2 separate regions of the Homo sapiens genome follow, and region 1 is linked to region 2. Evidence: chromatin loops called from intact Hi-C (ENCODE). Cell type or tissue: gastrocnemius medialis. All regions are shown on one strand. Each heading gives the region's core, and the rest is flanking DNA. Links, peaks and the distances in the headings are about the cores only. Region 1 overlaps SLC25A33 (solute carrier family 25 member 33). Region 2 has its middle 36 kb from the start of SLC25A33.

Region 1 (15,203 bases), core at 3,944-11,943, 53 kb before region 2:
TTGGGAGGCCGAAGCGGGTGGATCACTTGAGGTCAGGGGTTCAAGACCAGCCTGGCAACATGGTGAAACCCCGTCTCTACTAAAAATACAAAAACTAGCCAGAAATCACTTGATCACAGGAGGCAAAGGCTGCAGTGAGCCCAGATCATGCCACTGTACTCCAGCCCGGGCAACAGAGCAGGACTCTGTCTCAGAAAGGAAAAAAAAAAAGTTAATAGAATGTTTTACTTTCATTATAACACACAGAAGGTATGATGAAAAGGTCTTTCACTTTATGGAAAAGATGTTCCTATAAAGTTAATAGTAAAGTAAATCCTGTCAATTCTATTTCTACCTCTTCCACTTTCTCCACAGGGAAAGTTTCCCAAATTAAGCTGGTTTTTGGTGCAAAAGAGGTACAGCTGACATTCTGGTCCACAGCATACTGGATAATGTTAAAGTTTCATCTATTTCCAGCTCTCCTTCCTCAGATCACTATGTAACTTTTCATGCTCTAGATTCTCTGAATGTATAAAGTAAATAGAATTTTGAATCTTAGCTTCTCTTCTCCTAATTTTTGGATGTTTAAAATAAAGAATATCTGTACCTTCAAGAGCTAGTAGTAGGCTAGCAATTAGATGAAAAAGAGTGGAAAGAAAAAAGTAAAACTATGTCTATTCACAGATGGCATGATCTTTTGTTGAAATACTAAAGAATCGGCCGGGCGCGGTGGCTCATGCCTGTAATCCCAACACTCTGGGAGGCCGAGGCGGGCGGATCACGAGGTCAGGAGATCGAGACCGTCCTGGCTAACACAGTGAAACCCCATCTCTACTAAAAATACAAACAAAAAAAACTAGCCAGGCGTGGTAGTGGGCGCCTGTAGTCCCAGCTACTCGGGAGGCTGAAGCAGGAGAATGGCGTGAACCCAGGAGGTGGAGCTTGCAGTGAGCCGAGATTGCGCCACTGCACTCCAGCCTGGGTGACAGAGCGAGATTCTGCCTCAAAAAAAAAAAAAAAAAGCTATTATTTTAAAAAGTAGTAAGTCAGACCTTAGTTCAATTTATATAATTTTTTTTTTTTTTTTGAAACGGAGTTTTTGCTCTTGTTGCCCAGGCTGGAGTGCAATGGCGCGATCTTGGCTCACCACAACCTCTGCCTCCCAGGTTCAAGTGATTCTCCTGCCTCAGTCTCCAAGTAGCTGGGATTACAGGCACCCGCCACTACGCCCAGCTAATTTTGTATTTTTAGTAGAGACAGGGTTTCTCCATGTTGGTCAGGTTGGTTTCGAACTCCCTACCTCAAGTGATCTGCCCACCTCGGCCTCCCAAAGTGTTGAGATTACAGGCATGAGCCACTGTGCCTGGCCCATTTATATAATTCAATTACATAAAAATATTATGCAGAGACAGTAGTCTTATTTTCTAATCAAATCATTTTCCTTACTGACAGGTGTTAAGCCCAGGCCCTTTTAAGTGATCCCATACAACCTCTGCCTCCTGGGTTCAAGCAATTCTGCTGCCTCAGCCTCCTGAGTAGATGAGATTATAGACAACAGCCACCACGTCCTGCTAATTTTTTTTTTTTTTTTTTTGAGATGGAGTCTTGCTCTGTCAGCCAGGCTGGAGTGCAGTGGCTGCATCTCGGCTCACTGCAGCCTCCGCCTCCCAGGCTCAAGTGATTCTCCTTCCTCAGCCTCCTGGATAGCTGGGATTACAGGTGTACACCACCATACCTGGCTAATTTTTGTATTTTTAGTAGAGATGGGGTTTCACCATGTTGGCCAGGCTGGTCTTGAACTCCTGACTTCAGGTGATCCGCCCACCTCAGCCTCCCAAAGTGCTGGGATTGCAGGCGTGAAACACGAATATTGCCCCTTTTTTTTTTTTTTTGAGACGGAGTCTTGCTCTGTCGCCAGGCGAGTGCAGTGGCATGATCTCGGCTCACTGCAACCTCCACCTCCCGGGTTCAAACAGTATTGCTCTTTTAAGGGTTCAAGCAGTATTGCTCTTTTAAACGATCGAGCTGTCTGAACTAAAACCTCTCTCAAGTAACACCCTGAAGTGGCCTATACTTTATAATATAGCACATAATCAAGATTTTCAAACGCTAAGTGTATCAAGAAATTGTGTAAAGTTTAGATCCTCTCTGTGGTCCCCATTAATGTACCCTGTTCAGCTTCAGGAGTCATTTAAACACAATTAAGGGAATCTCTGGCTCCAGGAAGCTTGAAGCCGCTCATCCATAATGCAGTAGGGAACTCGTGTCCTCAAGTGACTCAGGCCTGTTAAGAACTTAAGAAAGGCGGTCTCCATAGTTACACATAATAACAGTTGGCAAAAAGCCAAATCTGTTACATAATCCAAACTTCTAACCTAGCTTGATGTTTACAAAACTTTTCTGGAACAATTAAGATCCTACTATAAATGGTACATTTCAGCTGCAAAATCAAGCCCAGAAGGATCCAGACTCATTTTCCCACAGTCACAAACTTTCATTTAGGAAAAAAATGGAAAAAAAAAATCAGGGTCTTGTTTGGAGCATTTTATTCTCTTCACTGTTTTATATCATAATATGCATAGCACAGACTAATCCAAGACAAATGTCTCATCTGAACACTGTGGTTCCTAAAAGATAAGATAGGAGATCACTAACACGTTACTTTTCAATGAAAAAGGCACTTGAAAAAACAAAAAGAGGGCTGCGCGCGGTGGCTCACGCCTGTAATCCCAGCACTTTGGGAGGCCGAAGCGGGCGGATCACAAGGCCAGGAGATGGAGTCCATCCTGGCTAATACCGCTGAAACCCCGTCTCTACTAAAAATACAAAAAAAATTAGCCGGGCGTGGTGACGGGTCCCAGCTACTCAGGAGGCTGAGGCAGGAGAATCGCTTGAATCCGGGAGACAGAGGTTGCAGTGAGCAGAGATGGTGCCACTGCACTCCAGCCTGGGCGACAGAGCAAGACTCTGCCTCAAAAAAAAAAAAAAAAAGAATGTGTCTCAGCAGTTTAAATAGTAAGAACTTTGCTGGAAAATATTAAGCCAGAAGATTTTTATTTTTTTTAAAAGCAAATACCTGAAATACATATACTATTTATTACTCTGGCACATTTAATAGCAGATACCTGAATCTGTTAACATATTGCCTTTTTGCTTTTTAAGTAACTATTAAAAAAAAAAAGATAGGTTCGAGATAGGTTCTTCAATAGAGAATTTTTTTCTTTAACAGAATACTTTTCTTTAACAGAATAGAGAATATTTTTTTCTCTGAATTTTGAAAATAAACTTTCTATAAACAAATTCTGTTCTCTGACAAGTCTTTTAAAGTAGTATTCCCCAAATGAGTAAGACTATTAATAAGCAGACAACTTTTTTTTTGAGATGGAGTCTTGCTCTGTTACCCAGACAGGAGTGCAGTGGCACGATCTCGGCTCACTGCAACCTCCGCCTCCGGGGTTCATGCCATTCTCCTGCCTCAACCTCCCGAGTAGCCGGGATTACAGGCGCCCACCGCCACACCTGGCTAATTTTTTGTATTTTTAGTAGAGATAGGGTTTCACCGTGTTAGCCAGGATAGTCTCTATCTCCTGACCTCGTGATCCGCCCGCCTCGGCCACAAGCAGACAACTTTTAAACGAATGACCATGTTATTTGCATGGGTTTTTTTTCTTTTCTCTTTTTTTTTTTTTTGAGATGGAGTCTCGCTCTGCTGCCCAGGCTGGAAGGCAGTGGCGTGATCTCGGCTCACTGCAACCTCCGCCTCCCAGGTTCAAGTGATTCTCTTGCCTCACCCTCCCGAGAAGCTGGGATTACAGGCACGTGCTGCCATGTCCGGCTGGTTTTTGTATTTTTAGTAGAGACGAGGTTTCGCCATGTTGGCCAGGTTGGTCTCTAACTCCTGACCTAAGGTGATCCACCTGCCTTGGCCTCCCAAAGTGCTGGGATTACAAGGGTGAGCCACTGCGCCCAGCCTTGTATGGTTTTTGAATAACAAAGTGTCTTCCAAAAATGTCAACAGGAAACTAACACGGGCTTTGTAGATAAGACAAAAGCCTGTACCCTTGTTCTTGTTTGATCACTTACTAGATAAAGACCCTCTCTGTAAACCATCGTCACCGCCGTTAGCTTAGGGATGGTTAATGAAGAAACAGAAAGCTGTACAATAATCCAGGTGAGAGAGGATGGTGGCTTCAACCCACATGGTAGCAGCCTGAAAAGGAGCCACCCTCTGTTAAGCCCCCCTAAAGCTTCCTAAGTTGGTATATTGTTTTTATGTAAGTCCTGAGTTACAGACTCTGCCTTTAGAACTTATTAACAGGAAAAGATACAAATTTCCCCCGAAGAGTATGCTTTCTTCACATGAGAATTATGTAATAGGATATTCCCCCCCACCTTTTTTTTTTGCCTCTATTAAGAGATAAAAGACTTTAAGGTTAAAAAAAAACAAAACCTTGTGTTTAAAAGCAGAGAGTAGCTATTATAATGACAGCAGCTTTTATTATTTACACGGAGGGAGGGTGTTAAGCCCTTTATATGCAATATCTTCCTGACATGCCAAAACTCATGCATTCAATTTGTATGGAATGCTTGCTATGTGACAGGCAACATTCTCGATGCTTGGGGACGATTTCAGTAATTAAAAGAAACCAAAGTCACTACCTCCAAAGAAGTCCCATTGGAGGGGGTGGTGAAGAGGGAGAAAAGAATAGAAATAAGTAAACTACACTGTATGTTGATGGACGTAAGTGCTACGGATAAAAATATAAAGCAGGAAGGCGGGCTGGAGTGTTGCGGAGAGTTTGCTTTTAAATAGCATGGTCACTATAGGGTCTTCCTGCAAGGTGATGACAGCGGACGTCAGCCGTGCAGACAATGTCTACTGCAAACACCCTGCGGTGGGAAATGTTCCTGGCCTTTTAAAGGAACAAAAAGGAGGCTGGAGAGGCAAAGGGGAAAATAGGAGATGAAAAGTCAGAAGTAATGGGAAGGGTGAGAATCGTGTAGAACCTAGTAGGCCACAGGGATAGCTGTAGCTCTTACCCAGAGGGAGACAGCAACTCTGAGCAGAGGATCTGAGCAGAGGGTTCTCTGGGTGCTCTGCTGAGATCAGACTGAGGGTAGAGGGCAGCAAGCTTTCAAGCCAGAGCAGTCAGGAAGTGAATGCACCAATATAGGTGAGATACGGTGGCTTCCATCAGGACAGTGGTGGAGGAAGTAGTGAGAAGGGGTAAGATTCTGTATTTATTTTGAAGGTAGACTTGATAGGATTTGCTGCAGGGCTGAGAAATAAGATCCAAGGATGACTATGAAGCTTGAGATCTGTGTAGCTGGAAAGATGGAGCTGCCTCTAACAGAGACAGGGAAGACTCTGGGAGCAGTAGGTTTTGTGGAGTTCTGTTTTGCTCATGTTACTCTTGGATGGCTAATAAACATCCAAGCTGTCAAACAGGCAGCCGGATGGAGCGTGTGAGGCTCAGAGCAGAAAGGCTGCCAGCTTACAGATGGTATTTACAGCCATGAAACTAAGTGCGCCCACAGGAGTGGCAGTAGCTAGAGAAGGCCAGGGTCTGGGCCCTGGACCCTCCAACAGCCAGAGGTTGTAAGGCTGCAGCACAGCAAAGGAAACAGAAGCAATAGCCACGGAGGCAGAAGGGTGCAGTCCTAGGAGTCTCTGAGCTGGGAACTGCTGCTGCCTTCGCGGAGAAGCAGCAGAGGCTCAGCCTTGTGTCTGGGGCTTGTTCATTTCTTACTTTACTTTAGCGGCTTCAAGTCTTTCTTAGAAGCAAGGTGGATATACATTGAACATGACTTTGGGCATGTCACTTAGCCCTTAACCTGCATGTCCTCTTCTCTAAAATAGAGGTAACGTCACGCCTGAGTACTCATCTGCTAAGGTTGTGCAAAATCAATGAAATACTACCACGTAAAAGGAGTTTTCTTCGTAAGTGTATACACCTACTATGTACCCACAATTTTTTAAAAGTAGTCCTTTACTTGAAAGTTATTAAATAGTTGTGTGAGAGAATCTTTCTTTTTTTTGACACAGGGTCTTATTCCATTGCCCAGGCTGGAGTACAGTGGCACAATCACAGCTCACTGCAGCCTTGATCTCCTGGGCTCAAGGACATCCTGTCTTACGTAAATTGTGCCTAAAAGTGCTAAATGTGTGGTTTTTGCAATAGAGCACCTGCATTTTATTACGTCTTTTTCTAACATTTCCCAAATACATTTTTACAATGATAAGTAGCTTTCCTGATAAATGTGTCTTGAACACACTCTTGCCCAAGAATCCGTTTGAGAGATCTGAATATCATGCTCAGTTATATTCAACTCCTAAGTTCAGCCTCCTGAGTAGCTGGGATTATAGGTGCACGCCAACATGCCCGGCTAATTTTTTGTATTTTTTGTAGAGATGGGATTTCGCCACATTGCCCAGGCTGGTCTCAAACTCCTGGGCTCAGCTCAAGCAATCCATTTGCATTGGCCCTTCAAAGTGCTAGGAATACAGGCATGAGCCACCGTGCCCAGCCCAGAATTTTAAAAATATATAATAAAGCTGAGGAAATAAAGCTTAAATAAAATAGCTCTTGGGTGAAAAGTGCCACTTTACAAACACCTTTCTGACAAAACATTATAACTAAAATTTTACTTACTAACGCCATTGTTTATATTTTGATGTCAATAAAATAAACTGATTTAAAAGTATTCATGCCGAGCACAGTGGCTCACGCCTGTAATCCCAGCACTTTGGGAGGCCAAGGCGGGCAGATCACCTGAGGTTGGGAGTTTGAGACCCGCCTGACCAACATGGAGAATCCCTGTCTCTAATAAAAATACAAAATTAGCCGGGCGTGGTAGCACATTCCTGTAATCCCAGCTACTTGGGAGGCTGAGGAAGGAGAATCGCTTGAACCTGGGAGGCGGAGGTTGTGCCGAGATCACGCCATTGCACTCCAGCCTGGGCAACAAGAGTGAAACTCTGTCTCAAAAAAACCCAAAATTAATTAATTAATTAAAGTATTCATATATAAGTGATGGCTCATTATTGTGTAGCTGTGGCTGTATTAACCAATGAAGCCGGTGGGACTGTAATGAAAATAGTTTGTCTTTTGTGTGGTGTGGAAGTTGTTCCTGTATTAAAACATGGAGTGGCCTTTTTCCTTTGATTTAAATTTTACTAAACAATTGCCCTAATTGAGGGGAGGGAACAGATACACACAGACACACAGACACACACACAGACACACACACACACACACAGACACAGACACACACACAATCTCTTATGGGGGGGGCTGGATTTACTGGAGATTAGAAAGCCATAAGAATCCAAAATGTTCTAAAATCAGAAACTTTTTGAGTGACAACATGATGCTGAAAGAAATGCCCATTGGAGCATTTTGTATTTCTGGACTGGGGATGCTGAACTGGTATGATGAAGCAAATATTCCAAAATCCGAAATCTGCATTGCTTCTGGTCCCAAGCATTTCAGATAAGGGACACTCAACCCACATATCCTGTAAAACCTAAAATGGAGAAACATTCCCATTTACCTTCCAGGTTGGCCCTATTGACACCCACACTTTTGGGTAACAGTTCCCCAGTTACAGTAAATCCAAATTCACTAGTCATGATTATTTGGCAAGAGGAAATTCATTTTGAATGTTACTGAAGTAACATTACCTGTCTTCAGTTTCCTTATGTCCAAAGCACTGCATGTTCCTTAGAAGAAAGGTGTCACCCGGGACACTGGCACCGCCTAAGCATGTGAAAAGGCAAAGCAGGAGGAGTGTTCTCACAGTCCCATCTTGATGGGGGCCATGGACTCGGATCTGTCCTGAGAGCAAAGTGTCCCTCCACATCTCTGTGCTTCTGTCCCTCCTGTACCCACCCCCAACTTTCCTGCCCAGTGTCTCCACTCCTTTTCTTAGCATTTAATTTAAAAACCTGATTCTCACCCAGACACAGTGGCTCATGCCCATAATCCCAGTACTTCGGGAGGCCAAGGCAGGCAGATCTCCTGAGGTCAGGAGTTCAAGGCCAGCCTGGCCAACATGGTAAAACTCTGTCTCTACCAAAAATACAAAAATTAGCCAGGCATCGTGGTGCATGCCTGTGATCCCAGCTACTCGGGAAGCTGAGGCAGAAGAATCGCTTGAACCGAGGAGGCAGAGGTCTCAGTGAGCAGAGATCGTACCACTGCACTCCAGCTTGGGTGACAGAGTGAGAATCTGTCTCAAAAAAGAAAACAAACAAACAAACAAAAACCCCAATTTCTCCTGGAGTCTTGGACACCAATCTCCCTGTTCCCTCGCTGGGCTTCTGATGCTCTCACTTGTCCCTGGCATCTGGTCTTGCTGTTCAGTTTCGCTCAGTAAGCTCAGATGTACCTTTGCACACATTTGGCATGAATGCCCCAGTGACTCATAGTTGGGTTTTACAAATAAAACATACCTAAAAATAAACTAAGCACTCTCCAACTCATCCTGCCTTATCTAAATTGTGCCTAAAAGTGCTAAATGTGGCTGGGTGCGGTGGCTCACGCCTGTAATCCCAACACTTTGGGAGGTCAAGGTGGGCGGATCACGAGGTCAGGAAATCGAGACCATCCTGGCTAACATGGTGAAACCCCGTCTCTACTAAAAATACAAAAAAATTAGCTGGGTGTGATGGCGGGCACCTGCAGTCCCAGCTACTCAGGAGGCTGAGGCAGGAGAATGGCGTGAACCCAGGAGGCGGAGCTTGCAGTAAGTGGAGATCGCACCACTGCACTCCAGCCTGGGCGACAGAGTGAGACTCCATCTCAAAAAAAAAAAAAAAAAAAAAAAAAGTGCTAAATGCGTTGTTTTTAAAACAGAGCATCTCCATTTTATTACTTCTTTTTCTAACATTTCCCAAATAAATCTCTACACTGATAGCTTTCTTGATGAATGTCTTTCTTGAACATACTCTTGCCCAAGAATCAGTTTCAAAGATTTGAATATCATGCTCAGTTAAATTCAACTATTAATTATAGAGCATCTCAAAGTACAAGGTCCTGAGCTAAAAATCAGATATTCAATCAGTTCTCTTCTGAATTTGATTTTACCTTATGCATAGACTGATAAGCCAAATTTGACTTAAGAATATTTGGCTACTTTATAAGCAAATGAATTATTTTTTCTACAGTAAAAATAATAAAATGGGCAGGTAGCTCAGGTATAAAACAAATTTTAAAGCCCATTTTATTAAACATAACTTTTCTACACATTTAAAAATATTTCCCAATAAAAAGCAAAAAAAAAGCTGGTGTGGTGGCTCACGCCTGTAATCCCAGCACTTTGGGAGGCTGAGGCAGGCGGATCACCTGAGGTTGGGAGTTTGGGACCAGCCTGGCCAACATGGAGAAACTCCATCTCTATGAAAAATACAAAATTAGCCGGGCATGGTGGCGCATGTCTGTAATCCCAGCTACTCAGGAGGCTGAGGCAGGAGAATCGCTTGAATCCAGGAGGCAGAGGTTGCGGTGAGCTGAGATTGTGCCATTGCACTCCAGTTTGGGCAACGAGAGCAAAACTCCAGCTCAAAAACAAACAAACAAACAAACATTTTGTTTCTTTTAAAAATATTCACGGCTGGGAGCGGTGGCTCACGCCTGTAATACCAGCACTTTGGGAGGCCAAGGTGGGCAGATCACCTGCAGCGAGCCAAGATCGCACCATTGCACTCCAGCTTGGGTGACAGAGCGAGATTCTTCTGTCTCAAAAAAAGTAAATAAATAAAATAAAATAAAATATTCACAACTCTTCTGTTGTGCAATTTTTAAAATTTTACTCTATCACCTCTTATCTTCATTTCCCTCAAAAGCTTTGAGCAAGAGCAATGATGTGATGCAACAATTTACACGTGGATTTTTGGTTTGCTTTGCTAGGTTTACTTTAACTGCCCTGGATGATGGTCACATGTACACTGGGACCCCCCGCTGCCAGGGGAGCAAGGTCAGAGCTCAAAGGTATTGGTAAAGAAATCTAATTCTTAAGTTAGGACCAAGGCTATGCAAACAGAACATCACATTTGATAAGCTTGATGAACATTCTCTGTTGACAGTGGCGGTACAGGGTGTGCAGGTGGCAGGAGCAGACAAGACTGAACTTACTTCAGAACCTGAAAGAGTCCAGGTGTCACGGATGTTGGTCTCACCATTCCAGCTCCACTAATGGTCCCCAGATGAACCTGAGGATAGTAGACTGTCCGGAGAGCTAATCTTGAAGACTGCAACCGTGTCTTAATGACTTCTAGTGGACAAGTGAAAATAGCACCAACTGTGCCTCCACACCTGTAAGGGAAACCAAAGCAGATCAGAGAAGCTATACTATTCCCTACACAATGGAATGCTAAGCTTAGCTTTTCTCTCTTTAAAACTAGAACGTGCCGGGCGCGGTGGCTCACGCCTGTAATCCCAGCACTTTGGGAGGCTGAGGTGGGTGGATCACGAGGTCAGCAGATCGAGACCATCCTGGCTAACACAGTGAAACCCTGTCTCTACTAAAAATACAAAAAAAGAAAAAAATTAGCTGGGCGTGGTGGCAGGCGCCTGTAGTCCCAGCTACTCGGGAGGCTGAGGCAGGAGAATGGCGTGAACCCAGGAGGCAGAGGCTGCAGTGAGCCGATTGTGCCACTGCACTCCAGCCTGAGTGACAGAGCAAGACTCCGTCTCAAACAAAAAAAAAACCCAAAAAAAAAAAAAAAAAAAAAAAACAAAACTAGAACACAATAAAGGTTAATAAAATTAGTTGAACCTCAGCACTTTGGGAGGCCGAGGCAGGTGGATCACCTGAGGTCAGGAGTTCGAGACCAGCCAGGCCAACAAGGCAAAACCCCATCTCTACTAAAAATACAAAAATTAGCCGGGCATGGTGGTGCATGCCTGTAATCCCAGCTACTCAGGAGGCTGAGGCAGAGGTTGCAGTGAGCGGAGATCTTGCCATTGCACTCCAGCCTGGGCAACAGAGCAAGACTCCATCTCAAAAAAAAAAAAAAAAAAAAAAAAAGTTGAAATCCCAGAGCTAAAGGGTAACTACTATTCCCACGTTAGCACATCCTTTGGGGCTTTCCATTCTTGGCATTTTCACCTAACCCCTTCCCAGTATCTAGGTATTCTGAGTGCCCTTTTATGGCAAATTATGCACCTGCTTCATCATTTCCAATGGCTTCATACTATCTCTGCCTTATCGATTGATAAGATATTAACCAATTTCCTACTGTTGGACATTCATGTAATTTCCAATTTCACTACCATGCTGCAATGAATACTCTAGAAAAGTATTTCTGCACATTCAAACAAAATAGTTCATTCAGGTGAAGATACTATTTTGAAAATCAATATTTACTCCAATACAGACCCTTCTTAAAATTTGATTAATTACTTTCGGCCAGGCACTGTGGCTCACACTTGTAATACTACCACTCTGGGAGGCTGAGGCAGGTGGATTACTTGAGGCCAGGAGTTCGAGACCAGCCTGGCCAACAGGGTGAAACCCAATCTCTACTAAAAAAAAAAAATACAAAAATTAGCCAGGTGTAGTGGCACATGCCTGTAATGCCTGTAATTCCAGCTACTGGGGAGGCTGAGGCAGGAGAATAGCTTGAATGCAGGAGGCAGAGGTTGCAGTGAGCCAAGATTGTGTCACTGCACTCCAGCCTGGGTGACAGAGCAAGACTGTCTTAAAAAAAAAAATCTGATTAATCACCTTCAACAATGAAGTCCTTGTGTTTCCCTCATTCACAACTAATCAGTTAATCCTGTGTTTTCATTACTCACACTGTCTCTCTGGATCAGGGTTCCCCTAAGCCAATCATTTGAGTATTACCCTTATATTCATATCGAGATATTACCTGAATTACTATTTAAATATTTTTCTTCAAGGCAACTCACTTATTTATCCTAAAATACCTACTTCCATCATCTCTTAAACAATTCTACCAATGAAATAACATGTTCGATGGGCTAGTTATAATTAACAATGTCAAGGGCCATAGACACATCCTCACCCATGCCTACCAATGACACAGGCCTCACTCTGGAAAACATCGCTCTATAATCTGATGAGTTCCTCAAGATTCAGACCTGGGGCCTTACTTATCTTTCCATCCCTGGCATCAGGGCTCAACAAGTTCCTAAACAGTGTTTACTAAGCAAAGGAATTATTCAATTGAGATTTCAACGAAAATGTCTTCCAAGGTTTCTAAGTATTTGAAAAAAAAAAGTCTTTCTCATTAGACTGGGAGCTCCTTGGAGAAAAGCTGTTTGTACATTCTTGCAACTAGAGCGTAGCAGGCACCTGGCATAAAATAGGTGGGTCAATAAAAATGATAGAGCACCAGCATCTCCGCCTGGGAAAGGCAACGACAGGAAGGAAAAACAGGCCTGGACATATAGAATGTTTATGCAGCTTCCCTACTCCACTAGAGGCAAATGTTGGAAATCTAGAAGCAAACCTAGTACCTAACGCACACTCTGAAAGTAACGAATGAAGTAAAATCCCCATGAGGGATTATTTTATTTTATTTATTTACCTATTGATTTTTGGGGGACAGTTTCACTCTGTCACCCAGGCTGGGAGTGCAGTGGTGCGATTTCAGTTCACTGCAACCTCTGCCTCCTGGATTCAAGCAATTGTCATGCCTCAGCCTCCTGAGTAGTTGGGACTACAGGTCCCAGCTGTATTTTTTTGTATTTTTAGTAGAGATGGGCTTTCACTATGTTGGCCAGGCTGGTCTTCAACTCCTGACCTCAAGTGATCCACCTGCCTTGGCCTCCCAAAGTGCTGGGATTACAGGCGTGAGCCACGCACCTGGCCTATTTTTATTTTTAATCAAGTTGTGGGCCTAGCTTAATACTGGTTTGTGTAATTTGCTCCAAGCACTAGAATATATCTAAAGAAAATAGGCTATAATAAGGAATATTTTTAAAAAGATAGAAGTGGCCAGGTGTGACAGCTCATGCCTGTAATCCTAGCACTTTAGGAGGCCGAGATGGGTGGACCACTTGAGCTCAGGAGTTGGAGACCAGCCTGGCCAACAGGTCAAAACCCTGTCTCTACCAAGAATACACATTAAAAAATTAGCTGGGTGTGGTGATGTGCGCCTGTAGTCCCGATACTCGAGAGGCTGACGTGGGAGGATGGCTTAAGACCAGGAGGCAGAGGTTGCAGTGGGCTGAGATCACACCACTGCCCTCCAGCCTGGGTGACAAAGCCAAGACTCAGTCTCAATAATTAATTAATTAATTAATTAATAAAAATAAAAATGATAGACGTAAAAACTTTCTAACCCATGTCTATTCATACAAAATACTCCTACCTGTCATAATAACCACATGCCTAAAAAGTATAACATTTAAAGATACTGAGAAACTTACCAGCTACGTAGTAAAATAAAGAAATATCTGAAATCTATTTGTGTTCGATAACGTAACTCCAAATCATTGAAAAAGAGCTTCTGGGTAAATCCTTTCATCAGAAAGCCAGTAAGTTCAAATACCATACAGGTCAACCACCTTTGCTTTGTCCCTAAGTAAACTGCACTCATTACTTTGGCCAACTGTCATCCAAGTCTATGCCACTGATCAAAGGATGGTGTGTTCGTCCAAAAAAGCAAATGCCCTAGTAACAGCGAATCAGTGACCTCTTTCAAGGTGGCAGGCCACACTCACTTTTTTTTTTTTTTTTAAAGAGAGAAGGTCTTCCTCTGTTACCCAGGCTGGAGTCCTGTCTCTACAAAAACAAAAACAAATTAGTCAGGCATGGTGGTGTACACCTGTAGTCCCAGCTACTTAGGAGGATCACCTGAACCCAAGGAGGTCAAGGCTGCAGTGAGGTGAGATGACACTACTGTACTTCAGCCTGGGTGAGACCCCGTCTCAAAAAAAAAAAAAAAAAAAAAAAAAAATATATATATATATATGTATAGAAAAAATATATATACATATATAGAAATATATATATAAAGATACATATATAGAAATATATATATATATATGTTGGGCGTGGCGGCTCACACCTGTAATCCCAGCACTCTGGGAGGCTGAGGTGGGCAGATTACTTGAGGTAAGGAGTTCTAGAGACCAGCCTGACCAACGTGCTGAAACCCTGTCTCCACTAAAAATACAAAAATTAGCTGGGTGTGGTGGCGGGTGCCTGTAATCCCAGGTACTCAGGAGGCTGAGGCAGGAGAATCCCTTGAATCTGGGAGGCGGAGGTTACAGTGAGCCGATCTCGCATAACTGCACTCCAGCCTGAGCGACAGAGCAAGACTCTGTATCAAAAAAAAAAAAAAAAAGGTTTGTGATGTACTGGAGGCCTTGGTGAATGTTTTTTCATTGTAGATGGCATTCAACCTACTATGAGCCCCAACACTGGGAACTCCCATTGATCCCACCATCAGTTCATCCCCCCCGTTGATCCCACCATCAGTTCCTCCCCGCCATTGATCCCATCAGCAGTTCATCCCCCGCATTGATCCCACCATCAGTTCATCCCCCCCCATTGATCCCACCATCAGTTCATCTCCCCCATTGATCCCACCATCAGTTCATCCCCCCCATTGATCCCACCAACAGTTCATCCCCCCCATTGATCCCACCAGCAGTTCATCCCCACATCTCTTTTCTGCCTTGCTTGCCCTGGGGAGCTTGCAGGCAGAACTAGGTGCCTTTCCTTCCTCTGGTCCCCATGCTCCTTGACATCAAGCCAATGGGACCGCTAGGAGTTAACAAGATTGGCTCAAAGTGGGAGTCACTGAGTGTCCTTCCCAAGCATACCACCCAGTCCCTTCTCATCCTGCTGGCTTGGGCCAATGCACCAGCCTCTCACTTGTAGGAGGCATCTGGCCGCAGAGCAAGCTACCAGTCTCCCTGCCTTACAAGCTCTCTCAATCTGTAGCCCAGACCTACTAGGGGCCGGGGACAGAGTTGGGGACAATAATAGTAAAATCCTCTCTGCCCACACACCCCAATGTTGACACCCACAACCCGTTCTTCTCTCATAGACAGTCTGGTCAATGGCAGCAGGGCAGGTTCTTCCACCTAAGTCTTAGACTAGGATCCTCTTGGTTCATCTGAGGGCTCCAGTAGCCAGTGCTCAGACAGTAGGAAAAGTCATATTCAACCGCCAGTTACATGCTGACACAGCGTTAGCCTCACATAGTTGGAAAATGGACTAATCTGACTGGCAAGCAGTATTTT
Region 2 (15,203 bases), core at 4,477-12,476:
TCTTTAAAAAAATCAATCAGCAGCCCGGCGTTCCCAGCATCCTTTCCCCTACACTTGGCCGCACATTTTCTGACCCTGCACTGACCTGTCATTGTTCAGGGTGAGCTGTAGTGGATGGTGAAAGTGTTTCTAGAAGTCTTTTCTTCTATTTTTTTTTTTTTTTTTTTTTTTTTGTGAGACAGAGTCTTGCTCTGTCACCCAGGCTGGAGTGCAGTGGTGCGAACACGGCTCACTGCAACGGCGACCTTCTGGGCTTAAGTGAGTCTTCCCTTCAGCTTCTTGAGTAGCTGGGACTAGAGGTTCATGCTACCATGCCTGGCTAATTTTTGAAATGTCTTTGTAGAGATGCAGTCTCATTATGTTGCCCAGGCTGGTCTTGAACTCCTGGGCTCAAGCGATCCTCTCGCCTTGGCCTCCCAAAGTGCTGAGATTACAGGCATGAGCCACCATGCCCAGACATTTTTTTTTTTTTTCAAAGACAGGGTCTTGCTCTGTTGCCCAGGTTGGAGTGCAGTGGTGTGATCATAGCTCACTGTAGCCTTGAACTCTGGCCTCAAGCAATCTTCCTGCCTCAGCTTCTTGAGTAGCTAAGACTACAGGCCTGCACTACCTCACCTGGCTACAGAAGCCTTTTCTATAAGAATTTTACATACACAGACTTGACGACAAACCGCATAGATATTCACCACCAAACTTAGCCCACCTTCTCATCAGATTCCAAACACCTGCATCCATTGTAATGATCCCTGACGGGAGGGGCAACGCACAGTGGGAGGTCAAAATGGAAAGGGTTCATATTTAACCACTTCCCCTTTGCAAGTTTGGCAAAAACATTTGACCAGGAGAGGCCCATTGCTGGAGTCCCTGCAGCTTAAGCTGGGTTTGCCCCTGCGTGAAGCACCTGCAGGAGTTTAGAACCCAAGTTCTCCTTGTGTTGTAGAGAAGACGGTGCCTGTGGTTCTCTTAAGGACATTTGTACATTATCTGGCTGGTGAATCCAAAAGAAAAGCAATAATTTTTTTTTTTTTTTTTTGAGATGGTATCTTGCTCTGTCATCCAGGCTGGAGTGCAGTGGTTCGATCTTGGCTCACTGCAACCTCTGCCTCCCAGGTTCAAGGGATTCTCATGCTTCAGCCTCCCGAGTAGCTGGAATTACAGGCGCGTGCCATCACGCCCAGCTAATTTTTGTATTTTTCATAGAGACGGGGTTTCGCCATATTGGCCAGGCCGGTCTCGAACCTGACCTCAGGTAATCCACCTGCCTGAGCCTCTCAGAGTGCTGGGATTACAGGTGTGAGCCATGGTGCCCAGCCAAAAAGCAATAGTTTAAAAACTTGCTTACACAAATACTCCCACCGCATTTTTCATAACAGCCAAATGTATTAGGGTTCTCTAGAGGGACAGGACTAACAGGATAGATATATATATATATATGGGGGAGTTTATTAAGGAGTATTGACTCACACGATCACAAGGTGAACTCCCACAATAGGCCGTCTGCAAGCTGAGGAGTGAGGAAGCCGGTTTGAGTCCCCAAACCTCAAAAGTAGGGAAACCAACAGTGCAGCCTTCAATGTGTGACCGAAGGCCTGGGAGCCCCTGGCAAACCACTGGTGTAAGTCCAAGATCCCAAAAGCTGAAGAACTTGAAGTCTGATATTTGAGGGCAGGAAGCATCCAGCACGGGAGAAAGATGAAGGCAGAAGACTCAGCAAGTCTAGTCCTTCCACCTTCTTCTGGCTGCTTTATTCTGGCTGCTCTGACAGCTGATTAGATGGTGCTCACCCAGATTGAGGGTGGGTCTGCCTCTCCCAGTCCACTGACTCAAATGTTAATCTCCTTTGGCAACACCCTCACAGACGCACCCAGGAACAATACTTTTGCATCCAAATCCAATCAATTTGACACTCATTATTAACCATCACACCAAACAACATAACAATGCTAATGTCCATCTATTGATGAATGGAAAAATGAAACATAGTATATTACCACACAATGGAATATACATATAAAAAGGGATGAAGTACTGATACATGCTATGAAATGAATGAACCTTGAAAACATCATGGTAGGCCAGGCGCGGTGGCTCATGCCTGTAATTCCAGCACTTTGGGAGGCTGAGGCAGGCGGATCACGAGGTCAGGAGATCAAGACCATCCTGGCTAACATAGTGATATCCCGTCTCTACTAAAAATACAAAAAAAATTAGCTGGGCGTGGTGGCGGGTTCCTGTAGTCCCAGCTACTCCGGAGGCTGAGGCAGGAGAATGGCGTGAACCCAGGAGGCGCAGCTTGCCGTGAGCCGAGATTGCGCCACTGCACTCCAGCCTGGGCAACAGAGCAAGACTCCATCTCAAAAAAAAAAAAAAAAAAAAAAAAAAGCAAGTGAAAGAAGCCAGAGGATAAAGATCACGTAGTGTGTAATTCCATTTATAAGAGATTTGCAGAGTCGGGCGCAGTGGCTCACAACTATAATCCCAGCACTTTGGGAGGTCAAGGCGAGCAGATCACTTCAGGTCAGGAGTTTGAGACCAGTCTGGCCAACATGGTAAAACCTTGTCTCTATTAAAAATACAAAAATTAGCTGGGCATAGTGGCGGGCGCCTGTAATCCCAGCTACTTGGGAGGCTGAGGCAAGAGAATTGCTTGAACCCGAGAGGCAGAGGTTGCAGTGATCCGAGATCATGCCACTGCACTCCAGCCTGGGAGACAGAGTGAGACTCCATCTCAAAAAAAGAGATTTGCAGAGAAGGCAAATTCACAGAGACAGAAAGTTTAGGGTTGTCAGGAGCTGGGGAAGGGAGAATTGAGAGTAACAGCTAAGGGATATGGCTTCTTTTAGAGTGATGAAAATCTTCCAAAATTGATTGTGGTGATAGTTGCACAACTCTGTGAGTCTACTAAAAATCATACAATTTGTCCACTTTTTTCTTTTGTGGCATGGCCTGGCTCTGTCCCTTAGGCTGGAGTGTAGTGGTGCAATCTCAGCTCACTGCAACCTCTGCCTCCCGGGCTCAAGTCATCCTCTCATTTCAGCCTCCTGAGTAGCTGGGACTGCAGGCGTGCATCACCATGCACAGCCAATTTTTGTATTTTTTGTAGAGACAGGGTTTCACCAGGTTGCCCAGGCTGGTTTCGAACTCCTGAGCTCACGCAATCTGCCTTTCTCGACCTCCCAAAGTGCTGGCATTACAGGTGTGAGCCACTGCACCCAACCCAGCTGTACACTTTAAATGTATGAGTTGTATGGTATGTGAATGATAGCTTAATAAAGCTGTTACCAAAAACCTAATCACAACAAAACCCTTACTGATCGCTTTGAGACAGTATTTATTTAGATTCATAATACACATCAACGGGAGGTGTCACTGTGTGAATTCTCAGGGTGATTCAGAGTTATAGAGTCACTTTTGTGAAAACTCCAACTTGGGTCAAGCAGCTTCAGGCCAACACAGGACCAGCTGAAGAGGCTTATTCCAAGGGTGCATGTTCAAAGTCTGGATACCACATGGAACCAGGCTGTGGGGTGATGGAAACTGAGCAGGAATGAAAGGGAACAGGCAGGCCGGACGGGGTGGCTCACGCCTGTAATCCCAGCACTTTGGGAGGCTGGGACAGGTGGATCACTTGAGATCAGGAGTTTGAGACCAGCCTGGTCAACAGGATGAAACCCCATCTCTACTAAAAATACAAAAATTAGTTGGGTGCAGTTGCACACGCCTGTAGTCCCAGCTACTGGGGAGGCTGAGTCAGGAGAATCGCTTGAATCCAGGAGATGGAGGCTGCAGTGAGCCGAGATCTCACCACTGCATCCAGCCTGGGCGACACAGCAAGACTCCATCTTAAAAAAAAAAAAAAAAAAAAAAAAGAGGCCATGCACAAAGGAGAGCTAGTCACACTTGTTTCAGCCTTTAATTGTCATCTCTTTCCCCTCTAAGATACTAAAGCAAGATTGGAACCTGGGACAGTTTTGCAAGCGACAGAATTTTAACCTGGTCTGTGGGGCTGTTGTCCTGCCTTGGAGGGAGGCCAGTTTCTGATGCCAGATTGAATGTAGATGCGATTGCAGCTGCAGTTAGGAAACAGTAGTAAAGCACCCAAGGAAATCAGTTTATTTTCTCTTTTTTTTTTTTGAGATGGAGTTTCGCTCTGTTGCCGAGGCTGGAGTGCAATGGCGTGATCTCGGCTCACCACAACCTCTGCCTCCCGGGTTCAAGTGATTCTCCTGCCTCAGCCTCCTGAGTAGCTGGGATTACAGGCACCCCCCATCATGCTAATTTTTGTATTTTTAGTAAAGATGGGGTTTCACCATGTTAGCCAGGCAGGTCTCGACCTCCTGATCTCTGGTGATCCACCCGCGGCCTCCCAAAGTGCTGGGATTACAGGTGTGAGCCACTGCACCTGGCAGAAACCAGTTTCAGAAGTGAATCGAGAGGGACTGTCACATGCATCAGAGGAGCCCGTTCCAGGGGGACACCGTTAGTCCAGGTGGGTTTTCAGAGCAATTACAGAGAATTTGCTCTCCTTCAAGGTCCAGCATGCAGACCTGCAGGACTTACAGCCTCACGGACAAGCTCTCAGTGTCAGTGGCCACCGTGGACACGTGCTGCCCTTCTTGACCTTGCTGTCCCCGTGTGCCTCCCATGGGTGTGGAAGGAAATGGGTTTAGCTTCTCTTTCACTAGGAACTCACCTGGGCATTAGGCACTATAGTGGGTTGAACGGTGGCGCCCCAAATATATGTCCATCCAGAACCTGCGATTGTGACCGTATTTGAAAAAAGCGTCTGTGCAGATGTGATTAAGAACGTCTAGATGAGGCCGGGCGGGGTGGCTCACGCCTGTAATCACAGAACTCTGGGAGGCCGAGGTGGGCGGATCACCTGAGGTCAGGAGTTCGAGATTAGCCTGGCCAACATGGCGAAACCCCGTCCCTACTAAAAATACAAAAAATTAGCCAGGCGTGGTGGTGTGTGCCTGTAATCTCAGCTACATGGGAGGCTGATGCAGAAGAATTGCTTGAACTCGGGAGGCGGAGGTTGCAGTGAGCCGAGATCACACTATTGCACTCCAGCCTGGGTGACAGAGTGAAACCCTGTCTCAAAGGAAAAAGCAAAAAGAAAAAGAACCTCTAGTTGAGATCATTCTGGATGCCTGGTTGGACCCTAATTCCAATGACTGGTGTCCTTATAAAAAACAGAAGGGGAGACACAGATGCAGAGGAGACGGCCCTGGGAAGACAGAGGCAGAGGTTGGGTGACGCAGCCACAGGTGAAGTCACACCTGGAGCCTCCCAAAGCTGGAAGAAGCAGGGAAGGGTGCTGCCCCAGAGCCTTCGGAGACAGTGTGGCCCTGCCAACACCTTGATTTGAACTTCTGGCCTCTGAAACTGTGAGAGACTCAATTTCTGTTGTGTTAAGCCACCCAGTTTATGGCCATTTGTTACAGTAGCCACAGGAAATTAATACAGTTCTTCTGGGTCTCAGCACCTCATCAATAATGTATTGTCAAATAAAGCAGCGTTTACCACAGGCTGGGGACTATGTAGGTTAAGCCTTTTATCTATTTACACTGTCTAATCCTTGGAATAATCTGTAAGGTAGGTGCTGCTATATTCCGGTTTTGCCAGTGCAGGAGAGCGGCTCAGACTGGGTGAGTGTCCTGGCCGCAGAGGTGGCTGGTGGGGCCCTGCTGTGTGAGCAGGTGGGGCCTGCTGTGGCTCCCTCCTGGGCTCTTGCTCTTGGCCACCTGATACAGGAGCACAGAGAATGTAACATGTATAGCCACCGGCCAGGCCCTGTCCCTGAGATCTTCAATTCTGTGCACTGACTCGCACTCCAGGGGGGCCTGAGAGGCTGCGGGAGGATTAAAGGGTTACGTTCAAGCCTTCAGTGGCAAGGCCTGGAAATGATGCTGAAAGACTCTCGTGGCCCTGCCTGGAAAGACCTTTTTTTTTTTTTTTTTTTTTTTTTTTTTTAATTGAGATGGAGTCTCACTCTGTTGCCCAGGCTGGAATGCAGTGCTGCCATCTCGGCTCACTGCAACCTCCACCTCCCAGTTCAAGAGATTCTTCTGCCTCAGCCTCCTGAGTAGCTGGGATTGCAGGCATGTGCCACCACACCTGGCTAATTTTTGTATTTTTAATAGAGATGGCGTTTCACCTTGTTGGCCAAGCTGGTCTCGCACTCCTGACCTCAGGCGATCTGCCCACGTTGGTCTCCCAAAGTGCTGGGATTATAGGCGTGAGCCCCGGGCCCAGCCTGGAAGGACTTCTCTTGCAGCTCCTCTTCCTGCCCCCGCAGATCCCTACAGTAAGTACCCTGGATGGGAGAGAGATGCTTGGTGGCGATTGAGAGGTCAGCACTGGAAGTCATCCTGGAGACCCGGCCCCTCCTGGTACAGGTGTGGCATTGAGTGTGAATGGAAAGAAAATGTTGGCCCATGGCTTGATATGGGGGCATGGAAACAGGAGCGATGGTGGATGTTGAAGGCTTGGCAGTGCACAAACAGGGCTGCTTCGGAAGGGACCATGCGACAAACAGGGCCCGGGGTGTGGTGGGCTCACTGAGACCCCTGTGATGGGGAGGACCCAGCCTGGCCCTGCCCACAGCCACAGCCTCTAAGGACGGTGGTGCTTCTCCCCCCAGGCTGTCCACTTGCACCCCTCATGCCTCACCCTGGAACCCCAGAAGAAAGCAGCAGTGGTTGTTTAAATAATAAAAAATTTGGCCAGGTGCAGTGGCTCATGCCTGTAATCCCGGCACTTTGGGAGCCCGAGGTGGGTCGATCATTTGAGTGAATGAAAAAATCTCAAGAGTGAATTTTAGGTCAGGAGTTTGAGACCAGCCTGGACAACATAGTGAAACCCCATCTCTTCTAAAAATACACACAAAAAATTAGCTGGTTGTGGTGGTGCACACCTGTAATCCCAGCTACTAGGGAGGCTGAGGCAGAAGAATCGCTCAAACATGGGAGACATAGGTTGCAGTGAGTGGAGATTGCACCACTGCACTCCAGCCTGGGGGACAGAGTGAGACTTTGTCTTAAAAATAAAAAAATAGGCTGGGTGCGGTGGCTCACACCTGTAATTCCAGCACTTTGGAAGCCCGAGGCAGGTGGATCACCTGAGATCGGGAGTTCGAGACCAGCCTGACCAACATGGAGAAACCCTGGCTCTACTAAAAATGCAAAATTAGCCAGGTGTGGTGGTTCATGCCTGTAATCCCAGCTACTTGGGAGGCTGAGGCAGGAGAATTGCTTGAATCTGGGAGGTGGAGGTTGCGGTGAGCTAAGATTGTGCCACTGCACTCCAGCCTGGGCAACAAGAGTGGAACTCCATCTCAAAAAAATAAATAAAAAATAATAAAATTAAAAAAATACATAAAATAAAAACATTAATAATAAATAGGTGTGGGTCCTGGGGTGCAGGGCTCTGAGGAATGCTCATTCAAGGCAAGTGATCTTTAGCCCCGTGACCTTTCCAATGCCAGCTGGGGAGCTCATCCGCCTGTCCGGCCAGAACAAATGAAAAACAGGCACCCGGGAGTCACCTGAGCCACCACCCTGTGTTCCCTCCTCTTCTTGGAGTGAAATAACAGCCCGGCTGATGCCATGAGGTGAAACTAGGGCCCAGGAGCCGCCGGCCCCTCATGGGACAGACTGTACGGCCCAGGCTCCTCCGGGCCTGGCCAGCGTGGTTATTTATAAGCCCTGGCTGCCTCCAGTGTGCCTGGATCAGACTGGCTTGTTTGGGTCACCGGTGCCAAGTTTTTTCTTTCTTTTTCTTTTTTTCCAATAAGAATCTACGTCTGAGCATGGACGGAATCCCAGAATCAAATCACTGGATCAATACTTGGTCACCAAACACATTCGAGACCTCAAAAGCTCAAAGGTGAGGTTTTTCTTCCACCTTTCCTCTGGACAAATGCCTTGACCGTGGGAAGGAAACAGTGGAGCTCTGGGTTGGAGGGGGCGGTGCTCCCAAGAGCATCTCCCTAAAATTTGCCCCGATGGTGTCCTTTCTCAGAGATGGACATATCGAAACTTTTCTTTCTTTCTTTCTTCCTTCCCTCCCTCCTTCCTTCCTTCCTTCCTTCCTTCCTTCCTTCCTTCCTTCCTTCCTTCCTTCCCTCCCTCCCTCCCTCCCTCCCTTCTTTCTTTCTTTCTTTCTTCTTTCTCTCTTTTTTCTTCTTTTTCTTCTTTCTTTCCTTTTCTTCTTCTTTTTTTTTTTTTTTATGAGACAGGGTCTCACTTTGTCACCCAGGCTGGAGTGCAGTGGCACGATCATAGCTCACTGCAATATCCATCTCCCAGGGTAAAGCGACCCACTTGCCTCAGCCCCGAAGTAGGTGGGACTACAGGCATGTGCCACCATGCCTGGCTAATTTTTGTTTTTGTTGGTAGACATGGGGGTTTCACCATGTTGCCAAGGCTGGTCTTGAACTCCTGAACTCAAATGATCCTCCTGCCTCAGTCTCCCACAGTGCTGGTATTACAGGCATGAGCCACTGTGCCCAGCGGGAGTTTCATTTTTATTTGCAAAGTAGACTGAAGTCCCTGGAGAAAAGGCTTCAAAAACATATTTTATAGGACTTAGGGCTGTGCTGTGCTTTTCACAGGCCCTGGGTACTTTTTCTTTTGTGAGTACCTTCTCCATTAAAATTTTTTTAAAATTATATTTTATAGCCACATACGATTTTACAGATAAAATCCAAACTGGAGTCGTTATGATATGTATTTATGATTATATTCATATATATTTATTATATATTTATATATTTATTCATATATATTTATTATTATATTCATATTTTCCTCCTGATTTTATTTTTTATTTATTTTTATTTTTTTTGAGAGGGTGTCTCCCCCTGTCACCCAGGCTGGAGTGCAGTGGCGCCATCTCGGCTCACTGCAACCTCCACCTCCCGGGTTCAAGTGATTCTCCTGCGTCAGCCTCCCGAGTAGCTGGGATTACAGGTGTGTGCCACCATGCCCGGATAATTTTGTATTTTTAGTAGAGACCCACACCTGTTTACTATTAATTATTTTATTTTATTTTTGTGTTTTTAAATTTTATTTATTTATTTATTTTTTTGAGACGGAGTTCCACTCTTGTTGCCCAAGCTAGAGTGCAATGGCGCAATCTCGGCTCACTGCAACCTCTGCCTCCCGGATTCAAGCAATTCTCCTGCCTCAGCCTCCCAAGTAGCTGGGATTACAGGCATGCACCACCATGCCTGGCTAAAGAGAGGGGGTTTTGCTGTGTTGGCCAGGCTGGTCTCAAACTCCTGACCTCAAGTGATCTGCCCATCTCAGCCTCCCAAAATGCTGGGATTACAGGAGTGAGCTACTGTGCCTGGACATTTCCTCCTGATTTTATAAAGGAGTTGAAACATTTTCTCTGGGTCTAAATGTATCAGAGCCCCTGGGCCCAAATGCTGAGTCAGTCCTGGGGGTGCTGGTGTCACCCTCCCTTTGCTGTTTTATTTTTTAATCGTTTCTGCTATCAAGGTTTACCATGCTAAGTGATTTACATGCAAAATCGTGTCTCTTCCTTACAACAGGCTGTAGGGTAGGTACCCTTGCTACCTACTCTACCTACAGACAAAGACGCTGAGAAATCAGATAACTTGTCCAAGGTCATGGACAGCTGGGACTAGACCCATGGCTTGTCACACTCTACCAGCCTTATTCTTAACCTCTCTGCCTGATGCCTCTTGACCCACATTCGACTTTGAAAAAGTTTTCGCACTTGGTTCATCGGAAAAAGCCACACACAGCTGCCCGGAGGACTCTGTTAATCAGTAGCTGGTTGCTTCTGGCCCAGTGGGCAACATCAGAGGCAGAAAGTACAGTACAGAGAGAACCGCAGGCCAGCAGTTGCATCTGAACCCACGCTCTTCCTCCCAGCCCTTTCCCTTGTCTTGACTCACAACCTAGTGTCCTCAGTATCGCCCAGCACGTGAGGCAGCCGGTTCACTCCAGCCTTGACCAGGGCCATCGCGGGATCAGAGCCTCCTCTGTGAGAATTAGAAAACAGTATCTCTTCCTCAAGACCCTTGACTGCTAGGAAATTGACACCAAAAACATACAAATCTACAATGTCCAGTATGTAGGTGATGTGAATGGCTGTCTCTTCAGTGTGCAGTGTGTACACCCTGCGCACCTATACAAGGCAGCCCTGTCCAGGCCTCCAGACGTCCCAGTGCCACTGCCTGCTGTCATGGGGTTCTAATCTAAAGGGTGAGATGCCAGTCCCGGGAGAAGGCTAATGATGAAAGGTTCCAGGATAAAGGTTAATATACAAAAGTCAATTACTTTCCTAATGCCAGCAATAAAGTGGAATTTGAAAGTAAAAACATATTACCATTTACATTAGCATCCCTCAGAATTAAGGCCAGGCACAGTGGTTCACACCTGTAATCCCAGAGTTTGGGAAACTGAGGCAGGTGGATCACTTGAGGTCAGGAGTTTGAGACCAGCCTGGCCAACATGGTGAAACACCATCTCTACTAAAAATACAAAAATTAGCTGGGTGTGGTATGTGTGTCTGTAGTCCCAGCTACTTGGGAGGCTGAGGCACAAGAATCACTTGAACCCAGGAGGCAGAAGTTGTGGTGAGCCTAGTTCACGCCATGGCACTGCAGCCTGGGTGACAGGGAGAGAATCTGTCTCAAAAAAAGAAATGCCTAGGTATAAATCTCACAAAATATGTACAAGATCAGAGGAAAATGATAAAGCTCTGATGAAAGGAATCAAAGAACAACTAAATAAATAGAGAAATAATCCATGTTCATGGATAGGAGACTCAATATTGTGAACTGAGCCCAGTCAGTCAGTTCTTCCCAACTTTATATATAGATTCTCAGCATTTAACTTTGTGGATATCAACAAAACAATTCTAAAGTGTTTCTGGAGAAGCAAAAGACCCGGAATAGCCAACTCAATGAAGGAGAACACAGTCGAAGGACTGCACTACTTCAAGACCTACTCTTGGCCAGGCATGGTGGCTCATGCCTGTGATCCCAGCAATTTGGGAGGCCGAGGTGGGCAGATGACTTGAGGTCAGGAGTTTGAGACCAGTTGGCCAACATGGTGAAACCCCATCTCCACTAAAATTACAAAAATTAGCCAGGCGTGGTGGTGGGTGCCTGTAATCCCAGCTACTCGGGAGGCTGAGGCAGGAGAATTGCTTGAACCCAGGAGGCAGAAGTTACAATGAGCTGAGATGGTGCCACCTCACTGCAGCCTGGGCAACAGAGCAAAACTCTGTCTCAGGAAAAAAAAAAAAAAAAAGACTTACTCTAAAGCTACAGTAATCAATGCACTGTAGTATTGGTGAGAGAATAGAAAAATAGATCAATAGATCAATGGAATGGAATAGAGAGCCCATAAATTGACCCACATAAGTAGAGTCAACTGATCTTTGACAAAAGAGCAAAAGCAATACAATAGAGCAAAGATAGTCTTTTTTTTTTCTTTCTTTTTTTTTTTTTGAGATGGAGTCTCATTCTTGTTGCCCAGGCTGGAGTGCAATGGCGTGATTTGGGCTAGCCGCAACTTCCGCCTCCCGGGTTCAAGCGATTCTTGTGCCTCAGACTCCAGGGTAGCTGGGATTACAGGTGTGTGCCACCACACCAGGCTAATTTTGTATTTTTAGTAGAGACAAGGTTTCTCCATTTTGGTCAGGCTGGTCTTGAACTCCTGACCTCGGGTGATCCACCCACCTTGGCCTCCCAAAATGCTGGGATTACAGGCATGACCCACTGCACTTGGCCAGGATAGTCTTTTCAAGAAATGGTGCTGGAAAAAAAAAAATAGAAATGGTGCTGGAACAACTGGACTTCCACATGCCAAACAAAACAACAACAACAAAAAATCTAGATACAGACCTTACAGCCTTCACTAAAAGTCAATTCAAAATGGGCCATAGACCTAAATGTAAAACATAAGACAATCAAACTCCTAGAAGATAAATAAGAGATAATCTAGATGACCTTGTGTATGGTGAGGACTTTTCAGACGTAACACCAAAGGCATGATCCATAAAAACAAGAATTGATAGACTAGTTTCATTAAAATTAAAAACTTGTACTCTGTGTAAGTCACTGTCAAGAGAATGCAGAGACAAGCCATAACCTGGGAGAAAATATTTGCAAAAGACATATCTGATAAAAGATTGGGCTGGGAGTGGTGGTTCATTCCTGTAATCTCAGCACTTTGGGAGAGGCCAAGACAGGAGGATCGCTAGAGCCCAGGAGTTCAAGACCAGCCTGGGCAACATAGGGAGACCCTGTCTACAAACAGTGTTAAAATTAGCTGGGTGTGGTGGCACACACCTTTAGTCCCAGCTACTTGGGAAGCTGAGGTGGGAAGATTGCTTGAGTCAGGGAGGTTGAGGCTGCAGTAAGCTGTGATTTCACCACTGCACTCCAGCCTGGGCAACAGAATGAGACCCTGTCTCAAAAAACAAAAAACAAAATCCAACATACACACACACGATTGTTATTCAAAATATACAAATAAGCCGGCACGGTGGCTCACGCCTATAATTCCAACACTTTGGGAAGCCGAGGGGGACGTATCACTCGAGGCGAGGAGTTTGAGAACAGGCTGGCCAACATGGTGAAACCCTGTCTCTACTAAAAATACAAAATTTAGCTAGGCGTGATGGCGCATGCCTGTAATTCCAGCTTCTTGGGAAGTTGAGACTCAAGAATTGCTTGAACCTGGGAGGTAGAAGTTGCAGTGAGCTGAGATTGTGCCACTGCACTCCAGCCCGGGTAACAGAGCAAGACTGTCTCAAAACAACAACAACAACAAAAAACAAACAAAAAACCAAAATATACAAATAACTCAACAATAAGAAAATGAGCAACCTGATTTTAAAATGGAGCAAATGCCTGACCAACACCTCACCAAAGAAGATATGCAGAGGGCAAATAGGATATGAGAAGATGTTCGATATCATTTGTCATTAGAGAACTGCAAAGTAAAACAAAAAGGAAAGTACTGCATACCTATTAGAATGGCCGAAGTCGCTGGGCGCGGTGGCTCACGCCTGTAATCCCAGCACTTTGGGAGGCTGAGGCGTGTGGATCAGAACAGCCTGGCCAACATGGCGAAACCCCGTCTCTACTAAAAATACAAATATTAGCCAGGCATGGTGGCACACACCTGTAATCCCAGCTACTCGGGAGTCTGAGGCAGGAGAATTGCTTGAACTCGGGAGGCAGAGCTTGCAGTGAGCTGAGATTGTGCCACTGAACTCCAGCCTAGGTGACAGAGTGAGACTCCATCTCAAAAAAAAAAAAAAAAAAAAAAAAAAGAATAGCCAAAGTCCACAACACTGACAACACAAATGCCAGTGGGGATGTGGACCAACAGGAACCCTCATTCATTGCCGGTGGAAATGCAAAATGGCACAGCCACCTTGGAAGACAGTTTGGTAGTTTCTTACAAGACTAAACATACTCTTACTATACGATCCAGCTGATGAATTGAAAACTTACATCCACACAAAAAGCTGCACATGGATGTTTATGGCAGCTTTACTCCTAATTACCCAAACTTGGAAGTAACCAAGATGTCCTCCAGTAGGTGAACAGATAAATAATCTGTGGTCCCTGGGTGTGGTGGGTCACACCTGCAATTCCAGCACTTTGGGAGGCCGAGGCAGAAGGATCATTGGGCGCAAGAGTTTGAGACCAGCCTGGGCAACATAGGGACACCTTACAGATGTCAGGTGCTCAGTGGAGTTTTAGCTTAGGTCCAACTTGTGGTGGCTCCCGTGGATCCCTGAACCCATCCTGGGGTTATTTTCTGGTTCCAGGTTCGAAGTTGACATACTTAGCACCTGGCAGAATCCCCACACTGGTTCCCTACCTTGTGCGGTGAGGGCTGTTATGGTGGGAAAGGCCAAATGGAAACCATTAGCGTTGCCTCTGCCTGGGAAAATAGTACATCAAAAGCAACATTGCATCCCTGGGGTGGGGCTGCCGAGATTAGCACCACCATCAAGGACTTGGAGGAGGCGGGGGTGGTGACCCCCACCACATCCCCATTCAACTCTCCGATTTGGCCTGTGCAGAAGACAGATGGACTTTGGAAACTGATAGTGGATTATTGTAAACTTAACCAAGTGGCGACTCCAAAATTCACACATCTCTGGTCCCTGCTACTGCATGCAGCTGTTGATCTGACCAATGCCTTTCTCTTTATACCTGTCCATAAGGCCCAGCAGAAGCAGTTTGCATCCAGCTGGTAAGGCCGGCAATGCCCCTTGGCGGTCTGGGCTGATGGGTATATCAGCTCTCCAGCCCTATGTCACAGTTTAGTTCACAGTCATCTTGATCACCTTTCCCTTCCACAAATATCATGCTGGGGCTGGGCACGGTGGCTCACTCCTATAATCCTAGCACTTCAGGAGGCCGAGGCAGGAGGATCGCTTGAGCTCAGGAGTTTGCGATCAGCCTGGGCAACATAATGAGACATCATCTCTCTCTCTCTCTCTCTCTTTTTTTGAGATGGATTTTTTGCTCTTGTTGCCTAGGCTGGAGGGCAATGGTGCAATCTCGGCTCACTGCAACCTCCGCCTCCCAGGTTCAAGCAATTCTCCTGCTTCAGCCTCCTGAGTAGCTGGGATTACAGGCATGCGCCACCACACCCAGCTAATTTTTTGTATTTAGTAGAGACAGGGTTTCACTATGTTGGTCAGGCTGGTCTTGAACTCCTGACATCAAGTGATTCACCCGCCTTGGCATCCCAAAGTTCTGGGATTACAGGCATGAGCCACTGCGCCTGGGCCGACATCATCTCTATAAATTTTTTTTTTTTTAAATTAGCCAGGCATGATGGTGTGTGCCTGTGGTCCCAGCTACTTGGGTGGCTGAGGCAGGAGGATTGCTTCAGCCCAGGAGTTCAAGGTTGCAGTAAGCCATGATTGTGCCACTGAACTCCAGCCGGGGTGACGGAGTGAGACTCTGTTTCACAAACAAACAAAAAACACAAAGATCCCCAAAACGGTGGAACTTCAGACAGTGGAATATTACTTAGTGCTGAAAAGAAATGAGCTAGCAAGTCAAGAAAAGACAGAAGGAAGCTTGAGTGCGTATCACTAGTGAAAGAGGCCAGTCTGAAGAGCCTACATGCTGCATGATTCCAGCTATGTGACATTCTGCAAAAGACGACACTGTGGAGACAGTA

What was found. A loop is a pair of places that touch in the nucleus more often than their neighbours do. Peaks named below come from ENCODE experiments on the same cell type or tissue, not always from the same donor. Only the 100,000 strongest peaks of a DNase experiment are listed, where the experiment ranks them.
Region 1: a loop joins it to region 2, with 8 times the contacts of the local background. A loop is called at or near these places in 10 of 110 quality-filtered maps.

Annotation. Positions count from the first base shown.
Region 1 is chr1:9,548,718-9,563,920 of GRCh38, reverse strand. It overlaps SLC25A33 (solute carrier family 25 member 33), which reads right to left. Exons shown (of 7, transcript NM_032315.3): 2 at 10,116-10,295. Among named protein-coding and RNA genes, the nearest start is that of SLC25A33, 17 kb to the right of the region's middle. RefSeq lists a silencer at 8,304-8,504. In gastrocnemius medialis, for the core only: no CTCF peak of the experiment used is centred there; DNase peaks (open chromatin) are centred at 7,740, 8,350 and 8,680; H3K4me3 peaks cover 848 bases; H3K27ac peaks cover 8,000 bases.
Region 2 is chr1:9,495,908-9,511,110 of GRCh38, reverse strand. No RefSeq gene overlaps it. Among named protein-coding and RNA genes, the nearest start is that of SLC25A33, 36 kb to the left of the region's middle. In gastrocnemius medialis, for the core only: no CTCF peak of the experiment used is centred there; DNase peaks (open chromatin) are centred at 7,580 and 7,970; H3K4me3 peaks cover 2,154 bases; H3K27ac peaks cover 8,000 bases.